2 separate regions of the Homo sapiens genome follow, and region 1 is linked to region 2. A link is an interaction called in ENCODE POLR2A ChIA-PET data of the cell type or tissue named here. Cell type or tissue: A673. All regions are shown on one strand. Each heading gives the region's core, and the rest is flanking DNA. Links, peaks and the distances in the headings are about the cores only. Region 1 has its middle 5.3 kb from the start of H3-5. Region 2 has its middle 18 kb from the start of LINC02422.

Region 1 (5,350 bases), core at 351-5,350, 72 kb after region 2:
AACATTCCCAACAAGAAAAGCCTAGATCTGATGCTGTGGCTCACATCTGTAATTCCAGCAATTTGAGAGGCCGAGGCAGGCAGAACACTTGAGGCCAGGAGTTCCAGACAAGCCTGGCCAACATGGTGAAACCCGGTCTTAACTAAAATACAAAAATTAGGCTGGGTGCAGTGGCTTACCCCTGTAATCCCAGCACTTTGGGAGGCCAAGGCGGGTGGCTCACCTGAGGTCAGGAGTTTGAGACCAGCCTGGACAACATGGAGAAACCCTGTCTCTACTAAAAATACAAAAATTAGCCGGGCATGGTGGCAGGCACCTGTAATCCCAGCTACTTGGGAGGCTGAGGCAGGAGAATCGCTTGAACCCGGGAGGCAGAGGTTGCAGTGAGCCAAGATCACGCCACTGCACTCCAGCCTGGGTGACAAAGTGAGACCCTATCTCAAAAATAAATAAATAAAATAATAAAATAAAATACAAAAATTAGTTGGGCCTGGTGGTGGGCGCCTGTAATCCCAGCTAATCTGGAGGCTGAGGCAGGAGAATTGCTTGAGCCCTGGAGGCAGAGGTTGCAGTGAGCCAAGATAGTGCCACTGCACTCCAGCCTGGGTGACAGAGCAAGACTCCATCTGAAAAAAAAAAAAAAGGAGAAAAGTCTAACGTGTCAGGCACTGAGCTAAGCATAAGCCCTAGAGATGAGTAATGGATGTGATATATTCCCAGGCCACAAAATCCAACAGTCTAGTGAAGGAGATATGCAAGTAAATTAATATCATGTGACAAAATAAAAAAGGAAGGCTTTTTTTTTTTTTTTTTGAGACAGAGTCTTGCTCTGTCGCCAGGCTGGAGTGCAGTGGCACGATCTCAGCTCACTGCAACCTCCGCCTCCTGGGTTTAAGCGATTCTCCTGCCTCAGCCTCCTGAGTAGCTGGGACTACAGATGCAAGCCACCACACACAGCTAATTTTTGCATTTTTAGTAGAGACGGGGTTTCTCCATGTTGGCCAGGATGGTCTCCATCTCTTGACCTCGTGATCTGCCCCCTTGGCCTCCCAAAGTGCTGGGATTACAGGTGTGAGCCACCACACCCAGCCAAGGAAGCCTATTATTTTGGAGTATGATTATGGACATTTTCTTCACTTGGCCTCTGCAATATCATTGTATTTATTTATTTATTTATTTATTTATTTATTTATTTATTGAGATGGAGTTTTGCTCTTGTTGCCCAGGCTGGAGTGCAATGGTGTGATCTTGGCTCACAGCAACCTCTGCCTCCCGAGTTCAAGCCATTCTCCTGCCTCAGCCTCCAGAGTAGCTGGGATTACAGGCACGCGCCACCACGCCCGGCTAATTTTGTATTTTTAGTAGAGACAGGGTTTCTCCATGTTGGTCAGGCTGGTCTCAAACTCTCGACCTCAGCTGAACCACCCGCCTCAGCCACCCAAAGTGCTGGGATTACATGTGTAAGCCACCGCTCCTGGCCGTCTCTTTTTATTTATTTTCATTTTTTTATTTTTGGGACGGAGTCTTGCTCTTGTTGCCCAGGCTGGAGTGCAATGTCGCGATCTCGGCTCACCGCAACCTCCACCTCCCGGATTTAAGCAATTCTTCTGCCACAGCCTCCTGAGTAGCTGGGACTACAGGCGCACAACACCACACCTGGCTAATTTTGCGTTTTTTTGTTTGTTTGTTTTTGTTTTTGTTTTTTTGAGACGGAGTATCGCTGTCGCCCAGGCTGGAGTGCAGTGGCGTGATCTCGGCTCACTGCAAGCTCCGCCATTCTCGTGCCTCAGCCTCCCGAGTAGCTGGGACTACAGGCGCCCGCCAACACGCCCGGCTAATTTTTTGTATTTTTAGTAGAGACGGGGTTTCACCGTGTTAGCCAGGATGGTCTCGTGATCCGCCCGCCTCGGCCTCTTAAAATGCTGGGATTACAGGCGTGAGCCACCGCGCCCGGCCAGGGACACTTTCATCACATATCCATATGGCTTACTCTCTCATTTCTATTCAGATACCACCTTGACAGCGGAGCTGTCCCAGACTACCCTTGTGTAAAGCAGTATTTCCACACCCCTCCCCTGGACTACCTGTCCTCCTTACACTATAATAATTTTCTCCCATAACACCTATTATCATTTCTATAATAGACACATTATCTATCTATTGTAGTTTTTGTGTCACCCAATTAAATGTAAACTCCTTGACAGTAAAGACTTAGTTTCATTCACTGATACAGCCCTAGACCTAGACCAACACCTGTTGTATATACTAGACACTCAAAAAATATGTGTTGAATGTATGAATGGTTATAGTATGTAAAAAAATCCCACAAAGGATTTACACAGAATTGTAAATAATAACTGTATTAGGTTAAGAACCTTGGAAAATAAAGAACAAGGTCATATAGAGCGGGTATGTGGAGGATTTTTAGTTCCATGGAAAAGTCGCCCCAGTCAGCAGTGAGGGAGGAAGTTGAATAGTTGGTTCTCGGACATGAGATAAGAGAATGAAAACCGAATTATGTTTCGGCCGTAAGACTACCAGATCTCCAGTAAGTCAAGAACACTGGAAGCTGGCCAAAAAGGTGGGTAAAGGGCCCCACACAATGGGACTTCCCGGGCATGTCCTGGTTACTGTAGAAGTGTCTCCTCCTCAAGGCAATGTTATAACGACAAGTGAGGGAAATAGTCAACAAGGGCTGCAAAGCACGTTGGTCTAATTAGTGCCCCCTTGCCTAGAGATCTGGGGAGAAGTCTGAGGAGGGAGTATCCAAAGATGACATAACCTGAGTGCAGATTTTCAATTGTAAGTGAAAAGTGAGCTGAGCCTGTGCTCAAGGACTTCCTGCGTGCTGAGCACCCATGCTGAGCACTCTCTCTCACTAGCTTGCTGATTGGGGTTTGGGTTTATAAATTTCATGTTTTACTCACCAACACTAACTCATTTTATACTTCAATCGAAACAGAATGTGTGAGTCCAGGCGCGGTGGCTCATGCCTATAATCCCAGCACTTTGGGAGGCAGAGGCAGGCAGATGGCTTGAGCTCAGGCGTTGTAGACCAGCCTGGGCAATGCAGCGAAACACCATCTTCACCAAAAATACAAAAATATTAGCCAGGTATGGTGGCATGTGCCTGTAGTACCAGCTACTCTGGAGGCTAAGGTAGGAGGATTGCTTGAGCCCAGGAAGATGAGGGTGCAGTGAGCCAAGATCGCGCCACTGCACTCCACCCAGACTCTGTCTCAAAAAAAAAAAAAAAGTGGGTTTTTTTTTTCTGGAAGGAAATAGAACATATTCTCTAATATTCTCTAAGTGGTTTGTGTGCTTTGGCACACAAAAGAATGAAATGACGATGGCCTTTCTCACTGGTTGGTTTGCTGTTCCCGCAGTTAGAAGAGACTGCCCACATAGGGAGAGTGGCACAGAGGAGAGTAACATCAATCAACAGCGAATATGCACTTGATCGCGGTCTAATCAGCACCAGGCACCTCAGGGCAGCAGTATTGTCAGACGCATTGGAACCAGAGGGACTCCATCTTGAATAAGGTCTGGGTAAAATGAGGCTAACACCTACTGGGCTGCATTCCCAGGAGGTTAAGCATTCTTAGTCACAGGACAAGATAGGTCAGCAGGACAAGATAGAGGTCATAAAGACCCTGCTGATAAAACAATGCCATAAAGAAGGCAGCCAAAACCTGCCAAAACCAAGGTGGTGATGAAAGTGACCTCTAGTTGTCCTCACTGCTCACTATACGCTAATTATAATGCATTAGCATACTCAAAGACACTCCCAGCAGCACCACGACAGTTTACAAACGCCATGGCAACATTAGGAAGTTACCCTATATGGTCTAAAAGGGGAGGAACCCTCAGTTAGGGTAAATCCCTGCCCTTTTCCTGGAAAACTCATGAATGATCCACCCCTTGTTTAACATATAATCAAGAAATAACTATACGTGTACTCAGTTGAACATCCCGTGCCACTGCTCTGCCTATGGAGTAGCCATTCTTTTATTCTTTTACTTCTCTAATAAACTTGCTTTCACTTTACTTTATGAACTCGCCCCAAATTCTTTCTTGTGCAGGATCCAGAACCTTCTCTTGGGGTCTGGATTGGGACACCTTTCCTGTAACAGTATTAGTCATAACTATTATCTGAAAAAGTATATTTATATGGTACTTTACAAATTCAATTTTGCACAATAGACTCTGACTTATGTCATTCTCACAATCACCCCATAATGTCAATCCTCCCATTTCACAATAAAGAAATTGAGGCTCAGGCTGGAGACGGTGGCCCACACTTATAATCCCAGCACTTTGGGAGGCTGAGGCAATGGGATCATTTGAGGATCGGAGTTTGAAACCAGCATGGGCAACATGGTGAGATTCCAGTTCTACAAAAAAAAAAAATGTTTTTGGCCGGGCGCGGTGGCTCACACCTGTAATCCCAGCACTTTGGGAGGCCGAGGCGGGTGGATCACGAGGTCAGGAGATCGAGACCATCCTGGCTAACATGGTGAAACCCCGTCTCTACTAAAAATACAGAAAACTAGCCGGGCATGGTGGCGGGCACCTGTAGTCCCAGCTACGCAGGAGGCTGAGGTAGGAGAATGGCATGAACCCGGGACGCGGAGCTTGCAGTGAGCCAAGATTGCACCACCACACTCCAGCCTGGGCAACAGAGCGAGACTCCATCTCAAAAAAAAAAAATTGTTTTTAATTAGTTGGGCTTGGTGGGGCGATTCTAGTCCCAGGTACAAGGGACACTGAGGCAGGAGGATTGCTTGAGCCCAGGAGTTTGGGGCTGCTGCAGTGAGCCGAGATCACACCATTGCACTTTAGCCTGAGTGACAGAATGAGACCCTGTCTCAAAAAAAAAAAAAAGAAAAGAAGAAGAAGAAGAAGAAATTGAGGCTCAAGGAGGTTAGGGTGAATTGCTCAAAGCCATTCTGATGTGACCGACACCTAGAGTGAACATATGTCCTGATGTGTCCAGGACAGCCTCAGTTTATGCCTGCCTATTGTCCTGGTGTAATTATTAATAGCACCTTTTCACTCCCCGGAGTATCCTGGTTGGATAGTAAATTATATGGTCACTCTACCAAAACCTGTTTCTTTCATTCACTTAAATCCAATCTTTTATTTCATTACTGCCTTATTTCCTCCACTTAGGCAGCTTCAGGATGATTATAACAGCTGAAAAGGCTGGCTTCAGACCATGGTATCACTTCTATGAGAGAGGACATTTCAAGTTGCAAACAAACAATTCAACCAGTGACTTTTAAATTTGAAAACTACCAGTATAGTACGGCAGTGAAGAGATCAGGGTCTGAATCTCCATTAGCATAGA
Region 2 (5,380 bases), core at 58-5,057:
GTGCAACATGGTGAAGCCCTGTCTCTACAAAAAATACAAATATTAGCTGAGTGTCGTGGCGCACACGTATAGTCCCAGCTACTTGGGAGGCTATTGATATAGGAGTTAAAAAGAAATGATTTAGGCAGATAGTGAGGGTAAGAAAGTCCTCAGTAAGGTTTTCCTTTTAATGAAAAGCAGTCCCCAAGTCATTTCTTTTTGAAAAAGTCAGCCTGTAAAATTGAGCTGCAGACATAGATAAGCAAGCTGGAACCTTGCATGGGTGAATGCCGGCAGCTGTGACAATAGGAAAAGGTTACCTGGGGGCTAGGCATGTTCAACATGGCAGCTCCATCTTCCCTTTTCTTTGTCAACCACATGTCCAGTAAGGAACAGGCAACATGGCTCTGGCCAGGTAGAAAACCCATTTGCATAATAAAAGATTAAGGTGGGGTGGCCAGCTTCTTCGTGAGCTATGTAAACGTCACACCTGGTCTAACCAATCTTTGGGCCCTATGTAAATCAGACACTGCCTCCTCAAGCCAGTCTATAAAACCCGTGCACCTCACCATGGAACTGGAAGACCCACTCGGGCACCCCTCTCTCTGCAGGAGAGGGAGCTATTCTCTTTTCTCTTTCTTTTGCCTATTAAGCCTCTGCTCTTACTCATCTCTTGTGTGTCCGTGTCTTCGATTTCCTTGGTATGAGACAATGAACCTTGGGTATTTTCCCAGGCAAATGACACCACTTCACTGTGGTGGGAGGATCGCGGGAACCCGGGAAGTGGAGGTGGCAGTGAGCTGAAAATCATTATTTTCTATCTTCTTGGCTAGCTCTTCTTGTTTCTCTTGCCCTACCCTCCCATCTTCATTTCATCAGCCCCAGAGACTAAAAGAATTGGAAATAGACCCAGCCAAGTGGGCGCTGGGGGTGAAAGGGTGCTCAGTAAAGTTTTTGGTCTCTGGCAACAAGTGCGCCTCAGTGTACGTGGAATGATATGAGACCCACTGCAAAGACCTAGCATTGGTCGGGCCTGGTGGCTCACACCTGTAATCCCAGCACTTTGGGAGGCCGAGGCGGGAGGATCACTTGAGGTCAGAAGTTTGAGACCAGCCTGGCCAACATGGTGAAACCCTGTCTCTACTAAAAATACAAAAGTTATCTGGGTGTGGTAGTGCATGCCTATAATTCCAGTTACTCGGGAGGCTGAGGCAGAACCACTTGATCCCGGGAGGAGGAGGTTGCAGTGAGCCGAGATCGCACCACTGCACTCCAGCCTGGGCAACACAATGAGACTTTGTCTCAAAAAAAAAAAAAAAAAAAATGGCCAGGCGCGGTGGCTCACGCCTGTAATCCCAGCACTTTGGGAGGCGGAGGCGGGCAGATCACGAGGTCAGGAGATCGAGACCTTCCTGGCCAACACAGTGAAACCCCGTCTCTACTAAAAACACACAAAAAAATTAGCGGGGTGTGGTGGTGGGTGCCTGTAGTCCCAGTTACTTGGGAGGCTGAGGCAAGAGAATGGCGTGAACCCAGAAGGCAGAGCTTGCAGTGAGCCGAGATCACGCCACTGCCCTCCAGCCTGGGCAACAGAGCGAGACTCCGTCTCAAAAAAATAAATAAATAAAAATAAAATAGGCCAGGCGCAGTGGCTCACACCTGTAATCCCAGCACTTTGGGAGGCCGAGGCGGGCGGATCACGAGGTCAGGAGATCGAGACCATCCTGGCTAACACGGTGAAACCCCGTCTCTACTAAAAATACAAAAAATTAGCCAGGTGTGGTGGCGGGCACCTGTAGTCCCAGCTACTCAGGAGGCTGAGGCAGGAGAATGGCAAGAACCCGGGAGGCGGAGCTTGAAGTGAGCTGACATTGCGCCACTGGACTCCAGCCTGGGCGACAGATCAAGACTCCCTCTCAAAAAAAAATAATAAATAAAATAAAAGACCTAGCATTAAGAGCTCTCTTCAACAGACATACTGGTATGCAAGCAAAATTCTCCCAGAGATAGGAGTATCTAAGACAGGGCTAAGAAATGGGACAGTAGAAGGAATGGTCAATACTGCACAGTCTGTGTTCTGGAGAGGCTTGACAGTCTTATGGGAAGGAGAAGCTGAACAATGAAATTAGAGACTGTGATATTATGAAATATATATTTGGCCTTTGTCCTGTTTCCTGGCATAAGAACTCCTACAATCTGTGAAATCTGCAAAGTGAGAAATGTCTTTTTGTATGCTAATAAATTGACTTACGGCTGGCAGCCTCTAGGCTTCAGGATGGGGGCTGGTCACCTGAAAGACTAAGGTAGGATTTGCTGGTTCGAACTTTTAGCCCTACTCCTCAACCTCCTGGGAGGGGACAGGGGCTGAAGGTTAAGTTGATCACCAGTAGCCAATGGTTTAATCAATCATGCTTATGTAACAAAGACTCCATAAAAACCCCAAAAATCAGTGTTCAGAGGTTTTTCGGATGACTGAACACATGGAGATTCTTGGAGGGTGGTGTATTCAGAGAGGGCCTGGAAGCTCCATGCCCCTTCCCTCACCCCATGCCCTATGCATCTCTTCATCTGGTGTTCATCATTATTCTTCGTAATATCCTTTATAATAAACCAGTAAAGGTTAGTTAAGTGTTTTTCTGAGTTCTGTGAGCTGCTGTAGCAAATCCATCAAACCCAAGGAGGGGTTTTTGGGAAACCCGATGTATAGCTTGGTCAGTCAGAAGCACAGGTAAAACAACCTGGAGCTTGCAATTGGCATCTGAATGGAAAACAGGGCAGTCTCGGGAATTGAGTCCTCAACCTGTGGAATCTGATGCTATCTCCAGGTGGATAGTGTCAGAACTGAGCTGATTTAGAAGACACCCAACTGGTCAGGATTGATTGATTAGTTGCTGGTGAGAAGAAACCCCTACACATTTTGGTGATCAGAGGTCACAGGAGTCTTCTACGTTGATTGTTAGTGAGAGACTAGGAGAAACTCCTTTTTTTTTTTCTTTCCTATATTCTCAGAGATCCTAACCTGAGAGGAGAAATTTAAGTGCTGGAACACAAGGATTGCTACCAGCTGCTCCTGGGCAAATGGCCAAATTAACGTGCCAGGGATCTGACTGTGACCTTGCCTGTGTGTGTGTGTGTGTGTGTGTGTGTGTGTCCAAACTACTGGGGTTCCTAAGAGATAGCCACCTAGAAAACAAAAGCAAAGCAAGCAAAACCATAAATAATCAGTCTGGTCTGGTGGCTGGAGGGGACTAATGGGCAGTGATGTAAGAAACCCATAATTACTGAATCATAGCTATATTTATAGTTGTATCTTCTCAAATGCTAAAGATTTTACTTAACGTATTAATTAAATGAGAAAAGTAGGCAGATGTTATAACCTGTTCAAAGGCGTCAAAGAAGAAGAAATTTATGTGGAGTAAACAAATGTAGAAATGATTGTGCAAACTGGCTTGGGGTGGGGCAGGTGGGTTGGCCTCCCCCTAACAGACCATTGTCATATATATAGATAAGAATTATTTTACATTAATTCTTGTATCTTGTTATCAATATAGTATTAATTACTTTGCATTGCTAACAAACCTATAGAGTTATAAAGTAACTCTCATAGAATCAGATAACCAGGAAGGATGCAATTTATAAAATGCAGTTTTCGATGGAAGCACAAATTTCTCCCTAAAATGTAAAAGTCTGGAAGAATACATAACAAAGTCTTTGCCCTGTACAAAGGTGGGGGGTGCGGCCGGGAGCAGTGGCTCATGCAGGCAATCCTAGCACTATTAGGAGTCTGAGGTGAGTGGATTGCTTTTAGTTCATGAGTTCGAGACCAGCCTGGGCAACATGGCAAAACCCCTTCTTTACAAAAAATATTAGCCACGCATGGTGGCATGCACCTCCCAGCTACTCGGGAGGCTAAGGCAGGAGGATCACTTGCACCCGGAGGTCAAGACTACAGTGAGCCATGATCACACCACTGCACTCTAGCCTGGGTGACAAAGTAAGACCCTGCCACAAAAAAAAAAAAAAAAAGAAAAAAGAAGGTTGGGGATATATCTATGTGTTTTCCTTTAAACACTTATGTAAAGTTAAGTGCTTTTACAAGAATGTATTCATTGCAAAATTTGCTCTAAAAGAAAGAAACCACATTTAAAAGTTGACGTGAGTTGAGTGCCATATAGTCTAAAAGATGAGCAGAGCTCTGTAGTCAGTGGCTGGGTTTGCATCCCAGATTCACCCTTTACAGCTGTTTGATCTTAAGTTACATAGCCTAAGGCAGTTTCTTCAGCTGTGAAATGGAATGATATTAATACTGCCCGTTAAAAACATTTTAACTGGGGGCGGAGCGTGGTGGCTCATGCCTGTAATCTCAGCACTTTGAGAGGCCAAGGTGGGCGGATCACCTGAAATCAGGAGTTTGAGACCAGCCTGGCCAACAAGGCGAAACCCCATCTCTACTAAAAATACAAAAATTAGCCACACATGGTGGCATGCACCTGTAATCCCAGCTACTCAGGAGGCTGAGGCAGGAGAATTGCTTGAACTCGGGAGGTGGAGGTTGCAGTGAACCGAGATTGCGCCACTGCACTCCAGCCTGGGTGACAGAGGGAGACTCTTTCTCAAAACAAAACAAAACAAAACAAAACAAAACATTTTAACTGGGAGGCCATTAGGCTGAGATAGTCTCAGCTTTTTGGGTTCCTATGTAAGCAAACTGAGGCCCAATGTAAAAAGTAAAACAAAACTAGAGACTTAACCAACCAGAAACTGTCAATTAACTTCTAACTAGGGACTTTCCATGGGTTTATACCCAAATAAGGGCAGGTCTACTTGTAGCCAATCAGGAGATCTTTCCTCATTTGAAGATCCTGGCACTCTTCTTAAAAATGTTGACCATAAACATGTGGGTTTACTTCTGGACCCTCAATTCCATTCAATTGATCTACATGACAATTCTTAGACTACAGCCACACAGGTTTGAGTACTACAGCTTTTCAATAAGTTTTTTGTTTTTGTTTTTTTGAGACGGAGTCTCGCTGTGTCACCCAGGCTGGAGTGCAGTGGCATGATCTCAGCTCACTGCAACCTCTGCCTCCCGGGTTCAAGCAATTCTACTGCCGAGTAGCTGGGATTACAGGTGCCCACGACAATGCCCAGCTAATTTTTGTATTTTTAGTAGAGATGGGGTTTCACCATGTTAGCCAGGCTGGTCTCAAACTCCTGACCTCAGGCGATCTGCCCACTCGGACTCCTAAAGTGCTGGGATTACTGGTATAAGCCACTGCTTCCAGCCCTTATTAAGTTTTTACATTGCAAAGTGCGAGTCCTCCAACTTTGTTCTTCTTGATTGTTTTGAGTATTCTAGGTCCCTTGCAATTCCATATGAATTTTAGATCATTTTGTCAAT

The links. ChIA-PET counts read pairs that join two places held together with the same protein. Peaks named below come from ENCODE experiments on the same cell type or tissue, not always from the same donor. Only the 100,000 strongest peaks of a DNase experiment are listed, where the experiment ranks them.
Region 1: POLR2A ChIA-PET joins it to region 2 with 8 read pairs; 6 of 35 experiments call an interaction of 5 or more read pairs at or near these places.

The regions. Positions count from the first base shown.
Region 1 is chr12:31,794,942-31,800,291 of GRCh38, reverse strand. No RefSeq gene overlaps it. Among named protein-coding and RNA genes, the nearest start is that of H3-5, 5.3 kb to the right of the region's middle. In A673, for the core only: no CTCF peak of the experiment used is centred there; no DNase peak of the experiment used is centred there.
Region 2 is chr12:31,866,896-31,872,275 of GRCh38, reverse strand. No RefSeq gene overlaps it. Among named protein-coding and RNA genes, the nearest start is that of LINC02422, 18 kb to the left of the region's middle. In A673, for the core only: no CTCF peak of the experiment used is centred there; a DNase peak (open chromatin) is centred at 3,065.